Regions from separate parts of the Homo sapiens genome. Here region 2 is linked to region 1. The links are chromatin loops, found by intact Hi-C in ENCODE. Cell type or tissue: CD4-positive, alpha-beta T cell. All regions are shown on one strand. Links, peaks and the distances in the headings refer to the core of each region. The heading gives the core; the rest is flanking DNA.

Region 1 (6,537 bases), core at 955-5,954:
AGTATCTAATAAACATAAATAAATTGGATATGTACTACAAAGAGAAAAGTAGATAAGTCAAGAAATGGGGCAATGTTTTAGATAGTTAGTACAAGGGAAAATGTGAAAACCTTAGCCACGAGGAGAATATATTGTATTTCTTGACGTAACCAAGTGTTATGGGAATAGATGTTTTTTTGAATGTTGAATATTAATTCTGATTTAATGCCTCAGTAGAAGTAGTATACATGTAATAACTTTTCTGAAAGGTAGAAATGCCTTTAGGATTATTTGCAAAAATACCACTTTGTAACTTTTTCCTAAAAATTTATGTTACAGCCGTGAAACTTAGACGTTATTTAACAAAAATCATATTCATGCTATTTAAAATAGCGTTCTTTGCCCAGGCCACATGCCTTTTCTTGCATTTGAATTCTTTTCCAAGGAGTTTCCTCAAATGTACTGGCATACTTGAGAAGCAGGTAGAATTTATCCCTGTTTATAGACATAAGATGTTTGGAGTTTCATACCAGGACGTGGAGCTAATGACATGCCCTTTTCTAGGACCATTTAAGGGGAAGTGGTTCTGTGACCTTAAAAGCCTGCTTTGGTAGATGGCCGGGCGTGATGGCTCACGCCTGTAATCCCAACAATTTGGGAGGCCGAGGCAGGCAGATCACCTCAGGTCAGGAGTTCAACACCAGCCTGGCCAACATGGTGAAACCCTGTCTCTGCTAAAAATACAAAAATTAGTCAAGTGCGATGGAACACACCTGTGATCCCAGCTACTTGGGAGACTGAGGCAGGAGAATCACTTAAACCCAGGAGGCAGAGGTTACAGTGAGCTGAGACTGCACCACTGCACTCCAGCCTGGGCAACTAAGACTCCGCCTCAATTAAAATAAAATAAAATAAAATAAAATAAAATAAAATAAAATAAAAAGCTTGCTTCGTGGTTAAATCTAAGTCAAGGTCATAACTTCAGAGATGAAAAGCCTTCTTGGCTACTTTTAGAACACTTGATTATTTTCAGCATATTAAGGTACTAATTTTGTTGGCTTTAAAATATAAAAAAGACAGGTTATATGGGTTCTTTTCATTCTGGATACTGATTATGACTTTTTAAAGTATGTTTTTCTTTATGGTGATCTGATTTTAATAGTTAACTATCAGTCTTGTCAGGACTCTGCTTCTGTGATACTTAATGATTTATTTACCTATATATAATAAGTTAAAAGAGTTTCTTAACATTCTTTCATTGGAAATTTAGAATAGCTTTGTTAATTTGCTATTACATGACTTAAATTACATAAAATATGTATTCATATATTTTATGTCTACATTTTATATTTTCAAAGTAAAATTCTAATGCATATTATTTATCATGTTCTCTGTTTCATTGTATACTTAAAGTACAACTTTTGTTTTTTAATATTTAGAGATCTTTTGTTAACTGTGCTTCTTAGCTTAAAACATATTTTTTTACTCAACCTAAAAACGTGAAGCATAAATGATTCTGTCTAACATGAACACAAGTTTAATGTTGGAAAATATGGGTTTGTTTTTTGTGCCATGCCAGGTTTTTGGTGGCTCAGTCTCTGCATACTTTCCACTGCATGAAAGAAATGGTATGCCTAAGGACAAAGAAAAGACAGAATTATTTCTGGATATTTAATTTCTAAGAACCTTTTTTAATTATGTAGAAAAAAGTCAGTTATTTCCTGATATATTTAATTTTTTTCCATGTCACCCAAGAGAAAACATATTTAATTTTTAAGAACCGTTTTTAGTAATGTAGACTTCATCCAAACACAAAAGACAGCTATGTGCGTTTATCTTACCTTTATCACCTTATTCATGAAGATTTCTTCCCTTTGCAAAAATGAATGTTATACACCTGTGTAACTTCTGAAGCTTTTAAATTTTGTTTTGTGTTCTAAAATGAAGTTTATATAATATCTGGGCTTTCTTTCTTTCCTCTCCTTATATTATTTCACATACCTGTTATTGCAGAGGTAGCCTAAGTTTGGATGATTTTCGGTAAGTCTTGAGCATGTGATTCTTTTCAGTATTAAATGTTTTTAGAAAGTACATTGTGAACAACCTAATACAAATAAAAAGGAAAAAAATGGAACACTGTGGTATTAACTGCCATTATATCCTAGTTATTTAGGATAATCTTTTAAAATGAATACCTACTTTTATTCTACATACCTCCTTTTTGAAATAGCATGATATGCCATCATAAAATAAAAATGTCCTGATACTTTAAAGATATTTTCATTGTTTAATTTGTCAGTATCTTGTATTTTAAGGCTGTTGACTCATTTTTGTTCTTGTTGATTTTGCTAAATTAATTTTAGAACTATGTTTAAAGAACTTTTTTTAAAATAAGTATGATGTTTCTGTATTTCTGGGCATAATAATCATAAGTGAGAGTTTTTAGATTTCAACAACCCCCATTGTTTTATAGTATCCATGTTGTAGAGACTGGAATAAACTATCTAGAGTCTAGAGATTTTAAAAATATTTTGTTAACATTTTTATGTCTTGGGAAATGTTTTTTAAATCAAGGACAATTGTGTCTACAATTCTGGATTAAAAAAAACCCTAATTGTATGTTTGTTTAGATAAAATAATCTAGTTTAAGTACCCCTTTTACTGCTTACTACTTATTATTAGTGTTTTTCCAGAAGTTTGATTTACTTCTTGGATGTGTGTAAAATACACATTACTACATATTGGTGTATTTGAAACTTGATTAATTTTCTTTCTGTAATTGTATTATTTCAGTAGATAACTTAATTTTTCTCATAGGAGTAATAGCTATACACTTAAGCATTCAAAACAAACTTTCTCAGGTTTTAAAGTAGTTATTTTTATTTGGATATCGGTTGTAAGAGCAGTATTACATAGTGAACGTGACTTTATTTTATTTTATATATATTTTCTTGATGGAGCCTCACTCTGTTGCCCAGGCTGGAGTGCAGTGGTGCAATCTTGCGGGTCCAAGTGATTCTTCTGTGTCAGCCTTCCTAGTAGCTGGGATTACAGGTGCCTGCCACCTCGCCCGGCTAATTTTTGTATTTTTAGTACAGACGCAGTTTCGCCATGTTGGCCAGGCTGGTCTCGAACTCTTGACCTCAGGTCATCTGCCTGCCTTGGCCTTCCAAAGTGCTGGGATTACAAGTGTGAGCCACTGTGCCTGGCCTTGAGCATGACTTTTAAATTGGATAAAAGTTACGGTTTTAATTGCTGAAACATTGGGTAGCAGGCTAACGGACATTTTTGCTACTTTTGGCTTATTTGTCTTGTTGCTTTTCAGCTATTTCTGCTTTCAGAAATTCAGCTTAAAAAAATGGCAAAACCAACATTTAATATTTATGGCAGAGCAGACTGCTTCCTTGGGCTACATTTGCTTTTATCCCTGTGCTCATTGCTAACCTTTCCCTTTGGCACTATTCTTTTTCTTAAAGTTCCATCTGAAAATGAAGTACTGAGAAAGTAATAGTTTAATGTTTTTTTTTTCTGTCGCATAATTTTAGTCCAGTTACTCTAAAGGGATGTTTTTGGTTTTGAACAGATCTTAAGCATTTTTTAATCTATTTTGAAATATTGCAATAAGAACTATATTCCACTAGGGGGCTCTCATCTTTTAAAAATTCTAATCCTGTTAATATTTTGAAGTTAATACTAGGTAAATTTTGAGTGTTTATAAATAAATATTGTCCCATTTATTCATCCACCAAATTTAAACTTTAAATACTGTGTCATTTTTGACTTCTGAGATGTTGATACTTAATCCGTGTATGAAAACTCCAAAAGTTATGTTAGCTATACCTTTAGTTTATCATTTTCAAAACTGTTTTTCTTTTTTTTAATAATGGTTTTCAATAAACTAGACTGTTGTGATAATTTGCTATGTACTTGATACATTTTTGTTTAATATTCAGGAACACACAGAAAAGGGGAGAATCATTTGGAATCAGCAGAATAGGTAGCAAAATTAAAGGAGTATTCAAAAGTACCACAATGGAGGGAGCTATGTTGCCTAATTATGGTGTAGCTGAAGGTGAAGATGATTTTGTAAGTAAAATGTATCAATTTGATTTATTTATAACTTCAGACTTACTATGACATAAAAATTAGATATACTCATTATTTTCCTTTTTTTGGAGAATCTGTGTATTCTGTTTAATACTTTACCTTTATCTTCTTACTTCAGACTTCCTTTGTATTTCTCATTCTTTCATTAGTTGTGATAGTTTCATGACGTGAATCTAATTTTTAAAATTCCTGAGAACTGTGTTATTGCTTATTAAGGCAGAATAGTTCCTGTTAAGCTGAGATACTTCTAATAGTCAAGCAGTTTACCGTCTTTTGGTTAAGCTTCAAATTCTGATGTTACCTTTTTCCCACCATGTACTCCAGGTATACAGAGTTGCTAATAGATGCTCTAACTCCTTGCTTACTTAAACTACAGTCTGTTGACAAGCAGCATTGGCATTACCTGGAAGCTTGTATAAATACAGAATCTCAGGCACTATCCTAGACTTACTGAATCAATTTGCATTTTAACAAGATTTCCAGTTGACTTATATAAACATTTTACTTACCATCCTATTTTATTTCTCTGTATTTTTGTCCTGCTTGAAATGCCCTTCATTTGTGTATTGACCTAGAAAATTCATAGGCATCCTTCAAAATGCAACTGTTCCCCATAAACCTTTACCCAAATCCCCAAGTTGAACTGAACATTTCCTCCTTTTGTGTCCCTATTATATCGTATGTTAAAGCTTATACCATAATGTATTTCAAGTTACGTGTTATGATTGTCTTTCCTATCACATAGTCCCATAAAGGCAAGTATTGTCTCATTTGTACTTTTTATTTTTATTGAATAGAGATCTTGGATTCTCATTTTGCCTTTTAATGACCCTGGGCACTGGGGATGAAAAGATGATTAAGACGTAGACCTCGGCTTTAAGAAATTCACTAACGTGGGTATAAAAGGGGTGTTTAGTACTGATTGGATTGATGATGACCAAGAAGGAGGAAAGGTGGGGTGACAGGAGTAAACCCTTTTCTTTACCCCTTCCTTTTGACCTTTGTCCCATTGCCTTCATGTAAGGGTCACTGATTCTTCATAATAATTTAAATGGAATAAAATCTTATTTAAACCTTTTTTTATTAATTCAAATAAAGCCGTTTTTTTATGCCTTTATTTTTTCCCTGTAAGTGTGGGTAGTAATTTTTTTTTTTTTTTTTTTTTTGAGACGGAGTCTTGCTCTGTCACCCAGGCTGGAGTGCAATGGCACGATCTCAGCTCACTGCAACCTCCGCCTCCCGGGCTCCTGCCTCAGCCTCCTGAGTAGCTGGGGTTGCAGGCGCCCGCCACCATGCCCAGCTAATTTTTGTGGTTTTTTTTGGTAAGGATGGGGTTTCACCATGTTGGCCAGGCTGGTCTTGAACTCCTGACCTCGTGATCCACCCACCTGTAGTCCCAAAGTGTTGAGACTACAGGCGTGAACCACTGCACCCAGCCTTGGTGTGGGTAGTTTTATGCTGGGTGTGGTGGCTCATATTTGTAATCTCAGTACTTTGGGAAACTGAGGCAGGAGGATTGCTTGAGCCAAGGAGTTCAAGACCAGCCTGGGCAACATGGTGAGACCCTGTCTTTACAAAAATTAAAAAATTAGCTGGGTGTGATGGTGCCCAACTGTAGTCGTAGCTACTTGGGAGGATTAGTTGAGCTCAGGAGGTCAAGGCTGCAGTGAGCCATGTTTGTGTCACTGTACTACAGCCTGGGTAACAGAATAAAAGCCTGTCTCAAAAAAAAAAAAAAAAAAGTATGGATAGAAGAAAGTAGATCAGAGAAAGTCTTTTTCAAAATAATGTTTATGTTTTCTAATTTTAAGCATATTCTCAGTTTTTTAATAATATAGAACAGTGGAAAAAATTTAAATGCCACGTACGTGCATATCTACCACCCAGAAACCGCTTCTATTAATAGTTTGGTGATTTTCTTTAAAAAAAAAAAAAAAAACTTTCCCTTTTCACCCCTGTAGACTACATTTTATATATAGTTTGCTATCTTTTCTCTATTCGATATTATAACAAAAGTATTTAACCGTGTTATTATGAACTTTTAAAACATAATTTTTTGTGGAAGAAGATGTATTTTTTATTTTTTGCCTTCCCAATTGCTTGATACACAAGTTGTACTTTAGCTTTAGGAATAGGAGGCTATCTTTAAAAAGCTGAGAGAGTTTGCTTTGTTTTATAGTGACCCAAGGAAGAAGGAAATTCTTGATTGGGATTAAAGATAGTAGTAACAGAAAGTTGGAGAAGCAGGCAAACTAATGTTTAATACTATCAAGGGAAAACTCAGGGACAGTAAGGTGCTAACGCAGACTAAGATGATGCCATTTAGAATTTAGAAGACACTGTGCTAGTTCTAAGCCGTGGGACCTTGGGGAATCCTCTTTGTCTTGTTTAGGAAGTTGAGGGAAAAGAGAAGTTTCCAGTTTCACTGCCGAGTGATCCTAAATTGGTTTG
Region 2 (6,537 bases), core at 667-5,666, 130 kb before region 1:
TATCCATATTTTTCATAACTGAAGGCCATACCATCAATAAAAACACATTGAGTACATTAAAAATATGGATATGAGCAGTAACAAAAATATAGGCCAAATAACATCATTATTATTATCATCATTAATTATTTTAGAGACAGGTTCTCACTCTGTCACCCAGGCTGGAATGCAGTGGCCTAATCATAGCTCACTGCCACCTTGAACTCTTGGGCTCAAGGGATCCTCCCACTCAGCCTCCCAAATAACCAGGAGATCCTCTAGCATGTGCCACCAAGCTCAGCTGATTTGTATTACTTTTTATAGGGATGGGGTGTCACTATGTTTCCCAGGCTGCTCTTAAACTCCTGACCTCAAGTGATCCTTCCACCTTGGCCTCCAAAAGTGCTGAGATTACAAATGTGAGTCTCCTCACCAAGATGCTTTTTTTTTTTTTTTTAAGCAGTGAAATGAGAGCTCACTGTGTAGCCCAAGCTGGTCTTGAACTCCAGACCTCAAGTGGTCTTCCTGCCTCAGCCTCCTGAGTAGCTGGGATTATTGATGTGAGTGGCCACACCTATACCAAATAATTTTAATCAACCACTTTTTTTTTTTTTTTTAAGACAGAGTCGTGCTCTGTCGCCAGGCTGGAGTGCAGTGGTGCCATCTCAGCTCACTGCAACCTCTGCCTCCCGGGTTCAAGTGATTCTCCTGCCTCAGCCTCCTGAGTAGCTGGGACTACAGGCGCATGCCACTACGCCCAACTAATTTTTGTATTTTTAGTAGAGACAGGGTTTCACCATGTTGGCCAGGATGGTCTTGATCTCTTGACCTCGTGATCTGCCCACCTCAGGCTCCCAAAGTGTTGGGATTACAGGCGTGAGCCACCGCACCCGGCCCTAACCTGTACTTTTGTATAAAAGTAGTTGATTAAGGCCGGGCACGGTGGTTCACACCTGTAATCCCAGCACTTTGGGAGGCCAAGGTGGGCAGATCACTTGAGGTCAGGAGTTCGAGACCAACTTGGCCAACATGGTGAAACCCCGTCTCTACTAAAAACACAAAAATTAGTCGGGTGTGGTGGCACGCACCTGTAATCCCAGCTACTTGGGAGGCTGAAGCAGGAGAATTGCTTGAACCCAGGAGGCAGATGTTGCAGTGAGCCAAGATTGTGCCACTGGACTCCAGCCTGGGTGACAGAGCAAGACTCCGTCTCAAAAAACAAAATAAATAACAAAAGTACAGTTTGGGAATTGTTGCTAATAGTTGATTAGTTTAATTGCTTCAATGAGAACATAAAGCATTAAACACAGTAAACTACTCTGGAGCAATAGTAAGGTGTACTCCTTGAGATACATCGTAATTCTGACTTGAATTTCATTGCTGATGGAGATTCTGAGTTTATGTTACATTTCTTTTTCGAAAGTGAATGTACACTGACTAGCCCTTAAAAAAAAGAAAAAAAGCAGCCGGGCGTGGTGGCACACGCCTGTAATCCCAGCACTTTGGGAGGCCAAGGCGGGCATTATCACTTGAGGTCAGGAGTTCAAGACCAGCTTGGCCAACATGGTGAAACCCCATCTCTACTAAAAATACAAAAATTAGTCTGGCTTGATGGTACACACCTGTAATCCCAGCTACTCCGGAGGCTGAGGCAGGAGAATCGCTTGAGCCCAGGAGTTGAAGACCAGCCTAGGCACAGCAAGACCCCATCTCAAGAGAAAGAAAGAGAGAGAGAGAGAAAGGGAGGAAGGGAGAGAAAAAGAGAAAGGAAGGAAGAGAGGGAAGGAGGGAAGGAGGGAGGGAGGGACACAAACATTGTTCTGAGTTTGGCCTCATGCCCAGAAACGTCAGGATAGTTTTGAAATTCATGGACTTGTCCCCACATATTGATGTAGCTCACTTTCTTGAAGGATATTGCTTGCTTTCAATTCAATCTGTTCCTCAGGAGATTGAACCATACTGATAGACTAAGTGTGTGATGATTCAGAAATATACCAAGGTTTGCATTCATTTGTTCATTGAGCAAATATCCTGAATGCCTACCATGTATAGGTACTATCCTAGGCACTAAAGATACAGTAGTGAACCAAACAAAAACCTCTGCCCTTGTGGAGCTTACATTGTAGGAAGAGGAGAAGGACATTATATAATAAATAAATTATAAGCTATGTTAAAAAATGAGAAATGACACAGAAAAAATAGAATATGAGACATTGGGAGTGGGTTTGGGGAGATAATTAGTGTTGCAGTTTCAAATGGGGATTCTCTCATCTGAGAGGCAATTGAAGTAAATGGGGTTGACAGAATAGGCTTCAATGAAAAGTTGAGATTAATTAAGCAGAGATTTAGATATGTGCATAGCTCAATCTCTCACCTAACAGAGGGTGAGAGATTGATCTGTGCATATATCTGGGAAAAGGGCATTTCCATAGCAGTGGCCCATAGGAAGGAGCATGCATAGTGAGAAAGGAAGCAAGGCCTGCAGCTTATGTAGGGCTTAATGGGTCATTGAAAGGATTTCATTCTTAGTCAAATGGGAACCACTGTGAAAGAAAACACAGAAACTCCAAGTATGATTCATACACATCAAAATCTATGAACCCTACCCCTAGGGCCCAGATTGTGGCCTCTAAATACCACTTACCACTAAAAGGAAACAGATCTGAGACAGGAAATGTACAAGATGAGCTTGTTGTACGTTGCTATAACAGGTAGCAAGACTGCTGGAGTTGTGTTAGAAGAACTCAGGAGGCCAAGCACGGTGGCTCACGCCTGTAATCCCAGCAAGGATTACAAAACAGGCAGATCACTTCAGGTCAGGAGTTTGAGACCAGCCTGGCCAACGTGGTGAAACCCCATCTCTACTAAAAATACAAAAATTAGCTGGGCATGGCGACGGGTGCCTGTAATCCCAGCTACTCAGGAGGCTGAGACAGGAGAATTGCTTGAACCCGGGAAGCGGAGGTTGCAGTGAGCTGAGATCTCGCCACTGCACTCCAGCCTGGGTGACAGAGGGAGATCCATCTCAAAAAAAAAAGGAACTCAGGAGTAAACTTGGAGAGTCTCTCACTTTCCAAAGATAGAAAATTTGACTATTATTGAGGTGTAATAGAGAAAAAATAGAGAAAAAGACATGTCTTCAAATCTATGAATTCAGAATGATACTTTAAAAAACTGAATTTAATATAAGTGTTAAAGGATGCTAATCATCAGTTTCAGAACTGCAAATAAAGGGACTTTCCAATACCAACTGTACTGACATAACCAAATAAAAGGTGATAAAAAGTTTGTCTTTATTGATATATTCCAGTTAACAATGAAAAAAGATTGGCATAATTAGAAGATCATCATTTTGCAACATTCTAATGAATTAATGTATAGGCAATAAATATCAATGACTGCTAACATCCAAAAAAGAGGTGATAAGATATTATATGTCCCTGAAGAAAGAATTTGCCTCTGCCTATTTCAGACTCTTGTCTGAAAACAACAAAAATGAATATGAATTTGATAAAGCCTCTGGATATAATTACTAATTTATAGATTACAAAGACATATGTTAAACTACATTACAAAGATACAATCAGCAAAATCCAGACTATGGAAAACTCTACAAATGATTTCTATAACAAATAAATTGCAAGGAAAGAAACCAACCAAACGAGATGAATGGGTAACCTACAAATCAAGAAACTGAAAAGATATATCAACATTCTCAATGTTTGCATCCCAGTTGGATTCTCATTCAATATTGTTTTAAAAAATGAATTTATGAGATATATGTTTAAACACAGGCTATTTCATGTATTAAAAAATAATTGGGACTTTGTTAGATGTGATAATGGCATTGTGGCTCTTTTTGTTGTTCAAGAGGCTGTATCTTTTAGACAAATATACTGAGTTATTTATGGATGAAATGATTTGATGTCTGAGATTTGTTGCAAAATAATACAGAAAACAAAGGAAGTGGTTGAAGGGTAGAGATGAAACAAGATTAGCCTGAAGTTGATAATTGTTAATGTTGGATGATGGGCTCTTTGGAGTTTATTATACTCTTTCTCTATTTTTGTACATGTTTGAAATTTATAGAATAAAATTTTTTTAATCTGTGAATTTTTTAAGTTGATTTAATTTCTAACAAAAGATATTGTGTTTCTTCATAATTTGGTTTTATTGTGTTGTGGCTAGTGCTGTAACAGAACAGGGCCGTTTCCTGCTGCCAGAAACGTAGCCCACCTGTCCATATAGATATATAATGTCTTCATGATTCCACAGTGCTCTCATATGTTCTCTTTGTGATTAAATTCAGGGTATTCCAGTCAGAGCATATGCTTTAGAGATACTTTACATGCATTAAATGAAATAATGCAGGCCAGATGAGGTGGCTCATGCCTATAATTCCAGCACTCTGGGAGGCCGAGGTGGGCAGATCACCAAATGTCAGGAGTTCAAGTCCAGCCTGGCCAACATGGTGAAACCCCATCTCTACTAAAAATCTAAAAATACAAAAAATAGCCAGGCGTGGTGGCAGGTGCCAGTAATCCCAGCTACTCGGGAGGCTGAGGCAGGAGAAACACTTGAACCCAGGAGGTGGAGGTTGCAGTGAGCCTAGATCGCGCCATTGCACTTCAATCTGGGTGACAGATGGAGACTACATATATAAAAAAAAAAAAAAGGAAGAACAAGAAAAGAAATGATGCATATAAAATGTTTAATATAGCGCTTGTCATTATGCATTAGCTATAACTGTTAATAAAATTGGGTGTTTCTATGCATATCAGTAAACACAACATTGTGAGCCACTACGTTCGAATAAGTTAAGTCTATCAGATACCTTCAGTTAAAAAAATATGTGACCTGCAAAGTCAGGAGTTTGAGACCAGCCTGACCAACATGGTGAAACCCCATCTCTACTAAAAATACAAAAATTAGCCAGGCTTTGTGGCAGGCTTCTATAATCCCAGCTACTCAGGAGGCTGAGGAAGGAGAATCGCTCGAACCCAGGAGGCGGAGGTTGCAGTGAGTGAAGATTGCACCACTGCACTCCAGCCTGGGCCACAGAGTGAAGACTCCATCTCAAAAAAAACAAAATACAAACAAACAAAAACAACAAAAAAACCAGCACGGCAGGGAGTGGTGGCTCACACTTATAATTCCAGCACTTTGGGAGGCCAAGACACACAGATGACTTGAGCCCAGGAGCCTCCCAAGTAGCTGCAACTAGCAGGTGCATGCCACCACACACAACTGGCTTTTTTTTTTTTTTCCTTTTTTTGTGGAGACAGGGTCTCTCTCTATTACCCAGATTGGTCTCAAATTCCTGGACTCAAGTGATCCTCTCACCTCAGCCTCCCAAAGTGCTGGAGTGCTCCCACTGCACTTGACAAGGTGAAGAACTTACAGCTGGAGAGTTTAATGCCAGCAAAGGATGGTTTGAGATATATGTGTATATATATGTGTCTATATATATACGTACAAGCCTGTACAGTATGTTATTGTACTGAATACTATGACAAGTGTAAAACAATAGTAACTATATATGTATCTAAACATAAAAAAGATACAGTAAAAATAGTGCATTGTAATCTTATGGAACCGCTATCATGTATGAAGTCCATCTTTGGCCAGAAAAGGTAATTATACTGTGCATGATTGTAATTTAAGTAATTTTCATCTCTAGATTACTTATAATACCTAATACAATGTGGCCAGGCACGGTGGCTCACGCCTGTAATCCCACTACTTTGGGAGGCCAAGGCAGACAAATTGCTTGAGTCCGGAAGTTCGAGACTAGCTTGGGCGACATGGTGAAACCCCATCTCTACAAATATAAAAATAAGGCCGGTGCAGTGGCTCATGCCTGTAATCCCAGCACTTTGGGAGGCCAACGATGTCAGGAGTGTGAGACCAGCCTCGCTGACGTGGTAAAACCCTGTCTCTACTAAAAATACAACGAATAGCTGGGCATGGTGGCGGGCACCTGTAATCCCAGCTACTCGGGAGGCTGAGGCAGGAGAATTGTTTGAACCCAGGAGTCAGAGGTTGCAGTGAGCTGAGACTGCACCATTGCACTATAGCCTGGGTGACAGGGCGAGACTCTGTCTCAAATAAAATAAAAATAAAAAATTAGCCAGGCATGGTGGCATGCACCTGTAATCCCAGCTACTCAGGAGGCTGATGTGGGAGAATCGCTTGAGCCCTGGAGGCAGAGGTTGCAGTGATCCAAGATCACACCACTCCACTGCAGCTGCTGGGTGATAGAGCAAGACCTGGTCTCTGGTCTCAAAAAAAAAAAAAAAAAAAAAAAAAAAAAAAAAAAACTAATACATACAATGTAAATGCTATGTTGTAAATAGTTGCTGTATTTTTATTTGTCATTTCTTATTGTTGTACTGTTATTTTTAATTGTTCTTTTCCTAATATTTTTGTTTTGCAGTTAGTTGAATCCATGGACATGAAACCCACAGATATAGAGGGTTGGCCCGGTGCAGTGGCTCACGCCTGTAATCCCAGCACTTTGGGAGGCCAAGGCGGGTGGATCACCTGAGGTCAGAAGCT

The links. Peaks named below come from ENCODE experiments on the same cell type or tissue, not always from the same donor. Only the 100,000 strongest peaks of a DNase experiment are listed, where the experiment ranks them.
Region 2: it touches region 1 in a loop (2.4-fold over the local background); 11 of 110 quality-filtered maps call a loop at or near these places.

Annotation. Positions count from the first base shown.
Region 1 is chr6:85,534,320-85,540,856 of GRCh38, reverse strand. SNX14 (sorting nexin 14) reads left to right here. Exons shown (of 29, transcript NM_153816.6): 16 at 1,993-2,019; 17 at 3,933-4,065. Among named protein-coding and RNA genes, the nearest start is that of SNX14, 56 kb to the left of the region's middle. In CD4-positive, alpha-beta T cell, for the core only: CTCF peaks have their summits at 3,463 and 3,662 (motif pointing right); no DNase peak of the experiment used is centred there.
Region 2 is chr6:85,666,026-85,672,562 of GRCh38, reverse strand. No RefSeq gene overlaps it. Among named protein-coding and RNA genes, the nearest start is that of SNORD50A, 8.1 kb to the left of the region's middle. RefSeq lists a silencer at 366-566 and an enhancer at 2,832-3,353. In CD4-positive, alpha-beta T cell, for the core only: no CTCF peak of the experiment used is centred there; a DNase peak (open chromatin) is centred at 2,632; H3K27ac peaks cover 1,384 bases.